2 separate regions of the Homo sapiens genome follow, and region 2 is linked to region 1. A link is a loop called in an ENCODE intact Hi-C map of the cell type or tissue named here. Cell type or tissue: endothelial cell of umbilical vein. All regions are shown on one strand. Each heading gives the region's core, and the rest is flanking DNA. Links, peaks and the distances in the headings are about the cores only.

Region 1 (7,607 bases), core at 1,446-5,445:
CATCCTCTCCATAAAATGGTAATAACAGCAGTGCATCTGTCAGGTTGAGGTCAGGAAGGAAGGGGATCAAAAGCATGGCAGCCTGCCGGAGAGATTTACAACATACCTGCTGCAAGCTAGGAAATGCAGAGCTGGCCTCCCAGGCCTTGTGGGAGGAACATGTAAGCAAATAAGAACTTGTCCCTAACCCTAGAGCACCCAGGGAACGAGGGAGCTGAACTTTGTTCAGAGAGAACAGCAGGGGCAAAGGGTAGGAAGAGAATGAGTGGAGGCCAGGGATGAGGGCAGTAAGTTGACATAGGAGAGAGGTGAGTGGAGTAGGGTTGGGTAGACACAGCAAGGACTCCATTCCACAAACAGTGGGCCCCAAGGAGCAGATTCCAAGCAGGAGAGGAAAACAATGTGATTTGCAGTTCAAGAGTTCACCTGGCAGCTGGGAGAACAAATAAGAGGAACACTGAGGCCAAGTAAGAGATAACAGTGGCCTGGATGCTAGCCAAAGAGATAGCAAGGAGCAGATGGACTCAAGAGACTTGTGAAATAGGATGGACTGCACCTCATGGTTGCCTCACTGTGGAGGAATAGGGGCTTCTCAGAGGCCAAGCACTTGCCATGAAGGAGACAGGGTCCAACCTGGGTATGAAAGACACTCAGGGGCTCCAGGGGAACACTTCACAGGCAGGAAGAAGGCTTCCTCCCTTCAGTTCCACAATATACCTGCAGGGCTCATAGAAATGGAGCTGAGTGATCCTAGAACTTATGAGCAGTTTAATGAGACCAAGGTGCCCCCAGCAATCCTCCACAGTGGAGCTGTAGTATGGACAAGTCATGTGCTTTGTGGTCAGACCCCATCCAACTCCTGGCCATCTCCAGCTGTGTGGCTAGGGGCCACTCAACCTCTCCAGGATTATTTTCTTCAGGTGTAAGCTTCACTGACTTTTTTGTGAAGATTTCCCTAGGCAATTCATGTAACTCAAACTGCAGTGGATAGAGCCCAATCTTTGGGGTCAGGCCCTGTCCAATTTTGGCTAACAAGTATTGAACAAACATGTACCAAGCAATGGCTGCATACCATGCCTACCATGCACACAGTGCCTGGTCCACAGCCAGTGTCCACAGGGGGAGTGGGGAGGTGGAGTGGCATTCAGGTACTTAGGGATGTCTTTCTTCTACCAACCAGCCCTGGCTGACACCCAGCCCTAGGCAGTTCCTCTTGCACACAGGTTCTTTGCACTGACCAATGCTGAGAGCAGACCCTCGGAGCAGCCGGGTTGGAAGTGTCTCTCCATAGTCACCAGACAGATCCAGGATAGGATGGGCAGCCCAGTGCACCGAGTGTCATTGGGGGATACCTGGAGCAGGCAAATGCACCCCGACATAGAGAGCGAGAGGTATATGCAGTCCTTTGACGTGGAACGGCTCACCAACATCCTTGATGGAGGTGCCCAGAACACTGCACTCCGCAGGAAAGTTGGTAAGGGGAAGCTGGGGAATGGGACATCTGTTTTATGCCCCATGCTTCTCTTGTAAGAAGAGTCCTTCATTAGCAGTTCTGCTTCCAAATAACAAACTTTGCCCTTGAAATTCCACTGTTAGAGATTCATTCCTTCGAACTGTAAAGACAATCTTCACATGTCAATATTGCCTGAGCCCACCTAGGGGATAGAAGAGTCCTAGGCAGCAGAAGACCTGGATTCTGGTCCTAAAATTCTGCCACTGCATAGCTTTGTAACCTTGGGCAATTCACTTTCCCACCTTGGTCCTCAGTTTTGTCATCTGTAAAATAACAATAATGTCTGACTTCCTTTCCAGATCCATGAAGCAAGTGGGTGAGAAGATTTCAAGGTGCCAGAAACCTCACCCAGGTCCCTAAGCCCTCTGTTCTCTGTCCTCTGCAGAGAGCATCATCCACAGTTACCCGGAGTTTAGCTGTAAGGACAATTATTTCATGACCCAGAATGAGCGTTATAAGGCTGCCATGCGGAGGGCATTCCACATCCGGTTGATAGCTCGGCGCCTGGGTTGGTTAGAAGATGGTCGTGAATTAGGCTACGCTTACAGGTGCTCACTCCTCGAGCAGCCCCACTAGAGAGGGATCTACCTGGGATCACCTGGAAACCCCCTAGCCCCATGAGCCATTTCCCCCAACAAAGGGAAGACTTGTTGGGAAACCAGGATGCTAGGTGCCCTTTATCTCCTGTACTCTGCTCAGGCAGGGGGTACCTGGGCCCCTGTCTCCAATAAGCTACTCAACTACAGCATCTCTCCCCAACAGAGCCCTTTCTGGAGACGTGGCCTTAAATATACACAGAGTCTTCGTGAGAGCCCTCAGGAGCCTGGGCTCAGAGGAGCAGATTGCCAAATGGGACCCACTCTGCAAAAACATCCAGATCATCGCAACGTATGCACAGACAGAGTTGGGACATGGTGAGCTAGGACTGCTGCGTGTGGTGTTTAGGTTGTGCACTGCAAAACTCCAGAGGGCCCATTTACATCTAGGTAGTCATAGGTTCATATGCTCCGAGGGACATATGTTTAATAAGAAAACATTCCAGCAGCTGGCAGTCAAGGGTCCTGAGGAAGGGGTGCCACCTTCTAATTTGCACGTATTGTATGAGCTCCCAGTGGGGCAAGTCATTCCTTCTGGAAACATCAGCAGCCACCCCTTCTCATGGACTGGCTATAGGGGACTGTGTGTCCCACACACAGCCCACAGATGAAAGGGGAGAACTGCCTGCAAGTACAGCTGGGAGCTGGGCCCCACTCCATACTGCGCTGATGCCTAAGAGTTCAGACCCACCTAGAAGCAGCTTCACAGGTAAGAACCCCACCTCAGGCCAATGTCTAACACCTCTCCTTGATCCTAAGGGACATATCTTCAGGGCCTGGAGACTGAAGCCACCTATGACGCAGCCACCCAGGAGTTTGTGATACACAGCCCCACGCTGACTGCCACCAAATGGTGGCCTGGAGACTGTGAGTATACATCCACCCCCCTTCCTTAACTCTCCCCAAGTAGAAGAATGTTGGAGGGCAGAGTAGCACTGGCTTTGAGGTCCAACAGACCTCAGATTGATTTTCTGTTCTAGGCTGCTGACCTTGGGCAAGTCAGTTCACCAACCTGAGCCTCAGGTTCTTACTCTGTAAAATAGGTGGGATATTAAACATTTCATTAGTGAGTGGCTGGAAAGTCCCCAAAGGAACTTTGAAGTAGAGGAGACAATCGATCCATGAGAGACAAGGCCTCACTCACACACACACGCACAAACACACACACTTGGTCTAGTCCTAGGCACTCCTCACAACCCCGGTTCCTCTCATCTCCCGAGTTAGTGGCAGAGCTTGCCACCAGCCAGAGCACAGGCCCTGTGATGACACAGTGGAAAGAATACGCCTGCCTGCCCCTGCTGCAGACACCCAGGAAGGCTCACGCCCATCACCAGCCCCCATCAGGCCACCAACGCCGTACCTCCTGCTGTGGCCACCAGGTGGCGGCCACATCAAGCGTCCCTGAGGCTTGGTGATTTACCAAGCCCCAACGAGGGATTTCCCCTTCCTCAAACTTGAGAATTTCACCTCCAAGGACACATCTGTGGCACTTGGGGACCCACACCTTGTGTGGAAAAAATTAAAACAAATATGCTGAGCCCAACTAAAGCAGGAGAGTGACAGAGATGAGAGACACATAGAGAGAGGGAGACACAGGCAGAGACCAGAGACATAAGAGAGAGACATGAGCCGGGTGCGGTGGCTCATGCCTATAATCCCAGCACTTTGGGATGCCGAGGTGAGTGGATCACCTGAGGTCAGGAGTTTGAACCAGCCTGACCAATATCATTAAACCTCATCTCTACTAAAAATACAAAAATTAGTCGTGTGTGGTGGCGGGCATCTGTAGTCCCACCTACTCGGGAGGCTGAGACAGGAGAATTGCTTGAACCTGGGAGGCAGAGGCTGCAATGAGCCGAGCTCAGGCCATTGCACTCCAGCCTGGCGAAAGAGTGAGACTCTGTCTCAAAAACAAAAGAAAGAAAGAAAGAAGAAAAAGAAAAAAAAAGAGAGAGAGAGATGAGAGAGTGATGACAGAAAGAGAGAGAGAAAATAAATGACCACTGTCAAAAATGAAGACAAAAGAAACCAGCCTTTTAGATCAGACAGACCAGGGTACAGATGAATCCTAGCTCTGCCCCTCCAGGCCAATGACCTTCAGTGTGTCACTCTACTCTCTGAGCCTGTTTCCTTAACTGGAAAATGGGACTCATCATCCTCTCTCCCCTGCAAGAACTGGAAAGCATCTATCACAGGGTCTAGCGCCACCTAGATTTTGATAAATGATAATTATCTGTATTCATTATTATAAGGTTGATGACAGAGTAATTCATTAATAGTTGGGGGGGGCAAAAAAAAAGCTGGATCATTTCACAGTGCCTTTGCCAACGCTGCTAGGTTTGCTTGGTTCTTTGGGGGCAATCCCCTCTCTCTTTGATCAGTGACTTTTCAGGGCCCCAGAGGTACCCATCCAAAACCCCAGCCCCAGGAGGCTGGGTTGGTTGGGAAAAGCAATGCACAGGTCTTCCTGTGACGGGCCGCTACTCTCTCTGCCCTCAGTGGGACGGTCAGCCACCCATGCCCTGGTCCAGGCCCAGCTGATCTGCTCAGGAGCCAGGCGGGGCATGCACGCTTTTATTGTGCCAATCCGGAGTCTTCAGGACCACACCCCACTGCCAGGTAAGCCCATAATGCTCCCTCAAGGAACCCTGCCAGGAGGAGAGCCCAGGTGGCCTCCCTGACCTGGGGCCCCAGAGGGCCACAGGAGTAGCTAAGACATGTCTCCCTTGGGCAGGGAGCGGTCCAGTTGGACAGACTTGGTGCTAACTGGCTAGGTGAACTTGAGCAAGATTTAGCATCTTTCTGACCTCAGCTTGTTCACCTGCAAAATAGGTACAATAATCCCAGTGTCACAGGCTGCTGTGACCTGGAATGTGTGTATGATACCTGCCACATAGCAAGCACTCTCTCAACTGATAGGTGTCCTCATCTCCATCTCCTTCAAGGAATCATCATTGGGGACATCGGACCCAAGATGGACTTTGATCAAACAGACAATGGCTTCCTGCAGCTGAACCATGTGCGGGTCCCCAGGGAGAACATGCTGAGTCGCTTTGCACAGGTTACAGATCTGGGGAGGCCGGGGACTTGTACTTCCTGGAGAGGGGACCTGCGCTTTGTGCAGGCTGGGCCTGGGTCCTCCATAGAGCTTAGTTTGGGCCACATAACCTCCTCCCCCAAGAGAGGCTCTGATATCCCACAGATTGGGGTGAAACCCCTGCTTAGGAGCAGTATGATCTTGGGCACAGAGCCTCAGACCTCTCATGCAGAAATGCTCGTCACATAGGCTGACAGAGCAATCGTGGGGTGGGGTGGCAGCCCCAGGAGAGGATAGGGCTGAGGTGACCTGCATAATATTTACCCACAGTGAGGCCTGACACAGCCAATCGCCCAACAGATACCAGCCAGAATGCCAGCAGGAGTTCTGAAGGTCCCAATTCTGCCAGGCATCACCCCTTTAGTTATGGGTCGTGGGGAGGTCCGGGGTGTCCCAGGAGAGGCACTGTGAAGCAGGGCACTTGGGGAAATGGCCTGGTATTTTAACACTCCAACTCCAGATGCGCCGGTTGAGGGGCGAGGTGCCCTCCATGTGTGGAGCCCCACAGCTCTGGAGAAGCGAGGGCATCCTGGGAAGCCTTGGCCCAGAACTTGTGCCCGTCCTTGTTCCACACAGGTCTTGCCAGATGGCACCTACGTCAAACTCGGTACAGCACAGAGCAACTACCTTCCCATGGTGGTGGTGCGGGTGGAGCTGCTGTCAGGGGAGATCCTCCCTATACTGCAGAAGGCCTGTGTCATCGCCATGCGCTACTCGGTCATCCGCCGCCAATCCCGGCTCCGGCCCAGGCAAGGGGTGCCCAGTGACTGACTACCGCAGATATGCTGCCTCTTGGTCCCACAGTGCCTCCCCCTGACACCACCCTTCTGCCAGAGCCAGAGTGCTGGGAGCAGGCAATGCCCCCCACCACATACACACACACAAACACAAAATCTACCCAGCCTGGCCCCATCTGGGCATGTCAGAGGAGTCTCTCTGGCTGCCTCTAACAGGGCTGACCAGCCGGCCTAACCTGCATCCTCAGTGCCTGGCCCCCATCGGGCTCTATGTGATAGTGTCTTTGGCCCTGTAGCACCAGGTCTGTCTGACTCTGTGTCTGTCCGAGTCCAGCCGTGTTCTGTGCGGCTGTGACGGGTTGGACGGGTCTGGGTCAGCCAGTTGCCAGCTGCATCAGACTATGGCTGGCTGAGTTGATTCTGTCAGGCCGAGCCTAGCAAAATCCAATATCATATCGACTGTGTGTGGCTGAGCTCGTTCTGTCCAGCTGTGCTGTCAGCATCCCACTGGTATGTCTAGTCTGGATCCCTTTTGTTGTAATTGGTTGTGTTGCTACCACTCCCTCCACCCCACAGCACAGAATAGCAAGGGCTGCCTGAACCCTCTGTGAACACTCAGCTCGGCCATTTCACTTCATCCCTCAGCTTCCTCAGCTACAAAATGGGTGTGGCAGAAGTGGCCTTTCAGTGTGGTGTGGAGGGTGAAATGCAGTAAGGCACATTAAGTCCTCAGCCCAGGGTCCTTTCCTCTGGCAAGCTCACAGCGCCCTCGCCTGGCCTGGGCTTCAGAATCTGGGCTGCAAGAGTTCTCTGGAGGACAGGGCCACTGGGAAGAAGGGGCTTCTGCTGCTGTCCTGCCCGAGGCCCATTTATCTGGGCTGCAGAAGTGTCCCCAGGGTGGTTATAAGAAAGATGCGCCAGGTAAGCAGCTGCTGTCTGTAGAGGAGGCTTCTTGTAATCACATCCTCTTTCAATCCAGTTACTGCGAGCTCCTAAATGCCGGACATAGCCTTGGGCACTGAGGACATAGCAGCGGATAAGGCAGACACAGTCCCTTCCTTGGGGTTCCATCAGACCTGAGTTTACATCCTAAGAGTTATTGTTTAGGCTTGACATATTCCTCAGCGCGCGGCAAGTGCACACGGGCAGTGGAAGGTCACAGGTTCAAATCATCACAGGTGCAGGGCCACAACTCTTCACCTGAAATCTTGGGACCAGACGTGTTGGAGTCTCAGAACTTTTCAGGTTTTAGGATAATACTGTGTATATGCTGGAATTCTATAAGCCTCCCTTAACAAGGGGCAGTACCCACCAACAAATGTGTCAGTATTCCTGCAGTGAAATGTGTGGATGTTCATGTTAGATGGGATTTTTAAAGGATTATCAATGGCCTCATGTCAGTTCAAGTTTTGCAATGAGTTCTAAGGAACTGTCTGTTTTTAAGGTTTTTATGGTGTCGGGGATAGGGGAAGGTGGACACAACAGGTAGTGATCTAAATCTTCTGGTTCTTTTCCCTTCAGTGACCCAGAGGCAAAGGTCCTGGACTACCAGACACAACAGCAGAAACTCTTTCCTCAGCTGGCCATCAGTTATGCCTTCCATTTCCTGGCAGTCAGCCTCTTGGAGTTCTTCCAGCACTCCTACACTGCCATTCTGAACCAAG
Region 2 (7,607 bases), core at 1,813-5,812, 150 kb after region 1:
TCATTAAGTATTAAAAGTTACCAGCTGTATCCTCAAGCAGTTGATATGCAAAAAGAAAAAGAAGTCACCTGCATTTAAGCATGTTCCTGGGATACGTATCAGAAAGCATGACTAAGGATCCAGTTCTGTGATCTGTCTTTTTAACAGAATGAGCGTGCCAATGTCTCACCTATGTCTTTCAAAGGTTCCACCACCTCCCACTTTGGTTCTGATCGGAAGAACATGGAAACCTGTTGCAAGGCAATCTCTGCAAAGACATTTTAGAAACCCATTAGTCAGACATATCAGGAAAGGGCCATATGCTGAAGATATTATTCTTGTAAATGAAATCCCTATAGTCTATGACCTTTTTAAAAAACTTAATTACCAAAAAAAAAATAATAATAAAGAAAGAAAATACACACAAACTAAATGCAATGTGGGATTTTAGATTGGACCCTGGAATAGAAAAAGTACACTAGCAGAAAAACTGGTAAAATCTGAATAAAGCCCATAGTTAATAGTAACATTACTAATATTCACTTCTAGTTTTGATAAATGTGCCATGGTTATATAAAATATTAACATTAGGAGAAACTGGGTGAGAAGTATATGGCAATTTTCTGTACTATCATTGCAACTTCTTTTGTTTAGTTTTGTTTTTTGTTTTTTGAGATAGGGTCTCACTCTGTTGCCCAGGCTGGAACTCAGTGGCACAATCATGGCTCACTGCAAACTCAACCTCCTGGGCTCAAGTGATCCTCCCACCTCAGCCTCCCGAATAGCTGGGACTACAAGCATGGGCCATCACGCCTGGCTAAATTGTTTTTTTTTTTTTTTTTTTTTTTTTGAGACGGAGTTTCACTCTTGTTACCCAGGTTGGAGTGCAATGGTGCGATCTCGGCTCACCGCAACCTCCACCTCCTGGGTTCAAGCAATTCTCCTGCCTCAGCCTCCTGAGTAGTTAGGATTACAGGCATGCGCCACCATGCCCAGCTAATTTTGTATTTTTAGTAGAAACGGGGTTTCTCCATGTTGTTCAGGCTGGTCTCGAGCTCCTGACCTCAGGTGATCCGCCCACCTCGGCCTCCCAAAGTGCTGAGACTACAGGCATGAGCCACTGCACCTGCCCGACGCCTGGCTAATTTCTGGTGCGTGTGGTTTTTTTTTTTGTTTGTTTTTGTTTTTTTTAGTGACAAGGTATTTGCCATCTCCACCCAGGCTGGTCTCAAACTCTTGGCTCAAGAGATCCGCCCATCTCGACCTCCCAAAGTGCTGGGAATACAACCACGAACCACTGCACGCAGCCCACTGCAATTCTATGTAAATCTAAAATTATTCTAAAATGTAAAGTTTATTTTAAAAATTATTAATAATGTGAAAATGTATATTTTTCAAAACTGGAAAATCTAAAATATGTAATCTAGCTGGTCTAAGCCAAGAATTCAATATATGCACCAGACCACAACCCAAGCCCAAAACTCAAAACATGTTCTAAAGTCAGCTGGAAACAGTATTTAATGTTGCTCCAAGTACTATTTATCCCATCTGGAATTATAGCTTTCATCAACAAAAAAGTGATTAGCCTTAAATATATACTAGAAATAAAAGCCAGTGTACAGCAACAACATGGTTCTATTGTGGAAAGTCTCCGAGTGCCTGTTTACTGGGAAAAAAAAATCCATCCTCTTTTTCTGTTCATTTATCATGAAAATGTTTCCCCCTTTTAAGAAGACAATGAGAAAGGAAGTTCTTTAAAGTTCTTTGCATTAAGAAATTATGAAAATAGCTGTGCTTTTACATTTCCTGTAAAAAGCAACATCTGTAATTTGCCATTTCCCCTCATTGCAGTGAGTAAATGAAGCCATTCCAGATCCCTGAAAGCAAACAGCAATCCTCCAAATGCACTGTGGAATTTCAGTTCTGCCTAGCATTAATTACATTCCAAGCAGACTGGTGAGGCATGAGGGATTCAGTAGAAATGCTCTCCATATGTCAAAATGACCTTGTTTAGAATTCACATGTCAAGAGCTTGGCAAACAATATCATTTGGATATATTTTATAGTACATTTTGAGTTAAGAGATCAGGGAAGAAAACAATTTACTAGCTATTTGTTTACTGACTCAATATGTAAAGTGTCATTGGCATCTACTCAGAAGAAAACATGTGATGTGATATGTGATGACCAAATACAAAACTGGCTCCATTCACATTTGTTCTAACTACCCCAGAGTGTGACAAACCATCTGGAAGATCTGGGTGCAGCAGAAACACACAGACTTTCATTATCAACACTGGGAACTTTGTACTTCTTCTATAATTCATGTTAATATAAAGTGTTTTTAGTATTTCCAAAGTAACTCGAACATAAAGAAACTTAAAAGGAAATTAAGTGAAAATCATTCATATCAACTTTGAGAAGGAGCATGAAAAATAATTCTCTAATGTGTACAATGTCATTCTAAAAGACCGACAGTGACACGGAATTCCCTACAAAATCATTATTCAGCAATATCTACTGTATGCTACTATGTGCCATACATTGTTTTAGGAACAGGGGAAATAGCTGTGAACAGATGGAACATACTGGATTTCTCACTGATAAACTGAGGACTGTGAAATAGCTTTTTTCACTTAGGGTCAGGGAATTGGAGAAAGGATAATTTCTTCCCACTGAACTGTGATTTACTGTCAAATAAACTGCATGACTATCATGTGCCAAATAATAACCCCCTCCTTCCCCAGACTCGGGCAACACATTTCAGTCCTAAACATCTACTCCTTTGCTTAGAAGCCTTTACTGGTTCCCCACTTCCTTGCCCAAATCAAGACCAAACATAAACCGAGTGTTCAACCAACCTCTGGCTTTAACCTACCTTTCTGGCTTTATCTCCCACAGTGTGTGGGGTCTCTCTGCACTCTGAGATTTGCCTACCATGGCCCCTAAAGACTGGCCTGCCCCCACTCCCTCAGCATTTTCCATCTGGCCCAGACTCAGCCCAGATGTTCTGCTCCATTAGCCAGGACTCTCTCCCTCTCTCCTTCTTTCTCTCCTCTGTACACTCCCAGTGCTCTGTGTGTCCCTCTCTTATGCGATTACCTGTGAATGTCCTCTATTAGGGCTACTCTCTTCCACCTAGACTGTATGCTCTGGCTGGAAGGGTAAAGCCAGGATATATCTTCTCAAGCTGCTCTGCCCAGAGCACTGGCCACTGCCTCTCGGCCTGGCTACCTTCTACTCACCCCTCAGATCTCCGTGTAGGAATGAACTCTTCTGGGAAGCCTTCCTTCAACTTTAGGTGTGGATCATCCATGCCCCCGCCTCCTTCCCCAAGGTGCTCCCTAACATTTACTCTGCCACAGCCATCACCTGTCAATCTCCCTGTGTAACTGTCATGGAGTAGGAACTGGGGAAATTATTCTTTCCTCCTGGCTGCATACATAGCACATGGCACACAGTAGATGCTCAATAAATATCTGATGAAGCAGGAACCAAGGGTTCAATTGTGTTCAGCAGATGTGGAAACTCTCTCCCATTAGAACATGAAATCCATGAGAAGGAAGGCATCTGCCCTCTAGTTCTGACACAGGAACTGACTGACACATGTGGAAAAACTGCATGCTCAGAAAGTGCTGATAAACAAGCTGGAGACAGGAAATGGAGAGCACAGCCTTCAAGTCCATCCTGTACTTCCCACAGAGCTCAGTTGTACCAGGCGCCCCCAGTGCGAGCAGTCATTGAATTCCTGGATCGCAGCCCCATGGAATGACTGCAGGGAACAAACACTGACTCCTCTAGGACTGGAGCTAGGGTCCAGACTCCTAGTCCACCACAGCAGATTGCACTGCAGAAAGGCCTGCAACCTCACCAAATACCCTGCTGTTGTTCTAAATATAGTCCTCTTTCCCCACTCTCTCCCTTTTTATATCCCAGAGTCCACTACTTTCCTACCTTTTCAAGGGATTCCTGGGGCTTTAGGCCTAAAAGGGGAACTTCAGCACTCCCTGCTCTATTCCCCCTCCCCAGCCTCTTGTTTTATAGGTCAGGATGTGGGCCCACTGAGAGGAAATGCTGCTAATGACAAAGCTGGGACCATGATACAGGCCTCTTGATTTCTGGTTCAAATGACTTTTGCATGGACATTAAAACCCCCTTACTCCAAGAGGGTATAAGGACTGAGGCAGGAAGATGGCTACAGTGCAGTGAGGCTTTTAAATGATAGAAGTACCTTGTTAAAAAGATGAATATTGTAGGCCAGGTGCAGTGGCTCATGCCTGTAATCCCAGCGCTTTGGGAGGCCGAGGTGGGCGTATCACAAGGTCAGGAGTTCAAGACCAGCCTGGCCAACATCGTGAAACCCCATCTCTACTAAAAATACAAAAAAATTAGCTTGGCATGGTGGCAGGTGCTTGTAATCCCAGCTACTCGGGAGGCTGAGGCAGGAGAATCACTTGAACTGGGGGGCTGAGGTTGCAGTGAGCCAAGACCACGCTACAGCACTCCAGCCTGGCCAACAGAGTGAGATTCTGTCTCAAAAAAAAAAAAAAAAAAAAAAAGTAAGGGGGATATATGTGTGAGATAGATTCTCAACACAAACTTCTCAGGACCAGGAGATACCTGTTTTCCCTGCACAACAGCTGGCCCTCAATTAGACTTTCTAATTCAAATGAACACCTCACAACTCCCTCACAGAAGACCAAGGGTCTACATTTCCTTTCTGAGGATTGGCTCTTCTGGAGAAAACCTGGAAAAGAAAGAAAGGCTCAGCAGTCCCAGGCTGGGGACCCAGGGAAGAGAGAAGGAAGCTGCCAATGTCCTGAGAGCTCCCAGTTAGCCATCCCCTGGGAGCAGAATGCCATCACAGTCCCCCTCCAACAAGACACCCTCACCCTCCATCAGAGCAAGGACCAGGAAAAGTGCTCTGCTGATTCTGGCCACCACTTGAACACAGAACTCAAATCCTGCTGAAATGAAGCTGGGTGGTGACTGCAGACCATGTGGAAAATGAGAAGAGGTGGAGACATTATCCACATTAAAAGGGAAAAGTGGGCCAGGCACAGTGGCTCATGCCTGTAATCCCAGCACTTTGGGAGGCTGAGGTGGGCAGATCATTTGAGCTCAAGAGTTTGAGACCAGCCTAGTCAACATAGTGAAACCCCCTCTCTACAAACAATGAAAAAATTAGCTGGGCATGGTGGTGTGCACTTGTAATCCCAGCTACTCAGGAGGCTGGAGCGCAAGGATCACTTGAACCCAGAAGGTCACGGCTGCACAGAGCTGGGATAGTGCCACTGCGCTCCAGCCTGGGCAACAGAGTGAGACCCTTGCTCAAAAAACAAACAGGGAAAGCGGCCCTGCTTAGAGAAGTGCCACAAGGTGAGAGGCGTGCAGGGTATGTTCCGTGGGCCATGCTGTGAATCTCAGGAATGGTCCTGTCAAGCTGGCATGGAGGTGGCAGCCTATGCTTCCTTTTCCTGAGGTGGCTGGTATGTCAGCCTTGAGGCTAGACAAACTCCGAAATTTCATTCAAAGGGTGAAATAAATCAACATCTCTCTGAAAACAGCATCCATCACCTATTGTTTAATTCCGGGATTGTGCCCTCTGAATAGCAGCCAGCACAGGTTCCGGCAGGAGTTTCTGGTGGTCTTTTTATACCCCTGCCCACATCTGCTTTGGACTCCTGACTCTCTACCATGCTGGAGGCCTGGGGGTGGGGAGGGGGAGTAGAGATCAAAGACAACAACAGCATGTGGGGCAGGTACAGAAAAAAGCAGAGAACCAACAACTGTCAGAATAGACAACCTTCTAGGAGTTACAAAGCATTTTAACTTAAACACTCAGACCAGACTAAAGTCACACAAATGTGCAATCCTGGCTAGGGCCCTCCCTCTCTGGGGGCCTTAGGTGAACTCATTCATGAAAAGAGAGGGTTAGACATGATACATCTGCTCTAAGATCCCTTTTAGCTCTGACCCCATGGGACTCAATGTACTTCTGGTACCAGCTCCCTGAGAGCAAGGAACACATTTATTTGTGCCTGCATCCCAACACCCAGCACACATCACATTTGTTGAATAAATGGCATCATTACACGTGCACTACACCTTGATGCTTGCCCTCAGGAGAACATTAGCAAGCACTCGCAGGGAATGAGGGAGATAAACCACTGAGTGGGCCTGGGTTAGGGCTGATTTGACAAGTCAGTCCAGATGGCCTGCTGTCTGACAATTTTGGGAACAATCAAGGTGAAACACTGAGAAATGAAAGCCACAAAAGATGCTACTTTGACAGAATTCAAGCTGTCCCTAGAGCCCCAGTCCTATCTGTGCTATCTTTTCTCTTCCGTGAACAAAAAAAACAAGTGAAGGCAGGAATGGAATCCTTGTAACAACTCACTGCTCCATTTGGTAACTTACAGTAAGTGTGAGTTTGAAATAAACTTTCCTTCTCTTGGTTACACTCTAGAAAGGCATTTTCCTTAGCCCTGTAGAGCACTTCGGTTAGGAAATGGCAGGTACATCCTAGCGTGAGGCTTCTCACGCTTTAATGTGCGTGCAAATCACCTGGGGACCTTGTTAAAATCAGATCCTGATTCAGGAAGTCTGGGATGAGGACTGAATTCTGCACCTTCAACAAGCTCCCAGTGATGCCAATGCTGCTGGTCAGAGAACCACACTGTGAGTCACCAGCCTCAAGGGCTGTGGTTTTCAAACTTGGCTCCATATTGGAATCACTTGGGAAGCTTTACAGACTACAAGCTCCAACCACAAGACTCCGATTTAATCAGCATGCACGCAGCCTGGGCATGAGAAATTTTTCTAACGCTCCCCAGGTGATTCTACTGTGGAGAAAAACTTGGTGCCTGCCAAGTAGACATCTGTTTCCCCTCTCTGAAATAGGAATATTTTGGTGAATGAATGGGTATGAATAAATAAATAAAAGGAATAAAATAGGAATAAAAATGCCTCTCTCTAATTACTTCAAAAGCAATGTTTTAAGGACTCAATTATCTGATATGGTGTATTCTCTTAGCAAGCAAAGTAACAATATCCATAGTTCCACTTAGAAAGTCTCTAAAGCATGGTTTCTCTTTAAACAAATCAGGTGAAACAATGGTTTCTACTGTTCTTTTCAAAGTGACACCAGAATGTATTAAGTATTTAGTTTCTCATTCTGCTGACATCAGGCTTAGGTTATTCATGCCAGCTTTGAGTGTAATCGGTACTGGAAGAGAAGCCCTTTCAACCACAGTACCTTGGCGGCTGCCCTGATCCAGGAAAGATTTGGAAGAGAATGACCTCCTATGCTTTGCACTGAGTGGGTCTCAGGGAGCAAATAGGAAGACACAGAGAGGACCCTTCTGAATCACTGCTGTGTTTAAAGTAAATTCCCAGAAAAAACAGAACACACAACATATTGTAAATACAAAAACAGAGCCAAATACAAATCAGATTAAGATTATTGTATGTATAAGGTGTTGATTAGAGGTCAAAAGTAATATAAAAATTACTGTATGCGTTATTGTGGATTAATTATTATTATTATTATCTTTTTAAGACAGAGTCTTGCTCTGTTGCCTAGGCTAGAGTGCAGTGGTGCTATCTCGGCTCACTGCAACCTCCAC

What was found. Hi-C counts contacts between places; a loop is a spot of excess contacts. Peaks named below come from ENCODE experiments on the same cell type or tissue, not always from the same donor. Only the 100,000 strongest peaks of a DNase experiment are listed, where the experiment ranks them.
Region 2: it touches region 1 in a loop (8-fold over the local background); 1 of 110 quality-filtered maps calls a loop at or near these places.

Annotation. Positions count from the first base shown.
Region 1 is chr3:58,528,814-58,536,420 of GRCh38, reverse strand. It overlaps ACOX2 (acyl-CoA oxidase 2), which reads left to right. Exons shown (of 15, transcript NM_003500.4): 2 at 1,224-1,474; 3 at 1,899-2,061; 4 at 2,276-2,427; 5 at 2,869-2,976; 6 at 4,609-4,728; 7 at 5,055-5,170; 8 at 5,783-5,955; 9 at 7,465-7,607. The coding sequence starts at 1,315. It overlaps LOC107984079 (a long non-coding RNA gene), which reads right to left and starts at 1,049. Exons shown (of 3, transcript XR_001740724.2): 1 at 107-1,049. RefSeq lists enhancers at 4,638-5,139, 5,507-6,007. In endothelial cell of umbilical vein, for the core only: a CTCF peak has its summit at 3,485 (motif pointing right); a DNase peak (open chromatin) is centred at 3,480.
Region 2 is chr3:58,383,222-58,390,828 of GRCh38, reverse strand. PXK (PX domain containing serine/threonine kinase like) reads right to left here. Exons shown (of 18, transcript NM_017771.5): 5 at 170-247. Among named protein-coding and RNA genes, the nearest start is that of PDHB, 47 kb to the left of the region's middle. In endothelial cell of umbilical vein, for the core only: no CTCF peak of the experiment used is centred there; DNase peaks (open chromatin) are centred at 1,968 and 3,628; H3K27ac peaks cover 2,084 bases.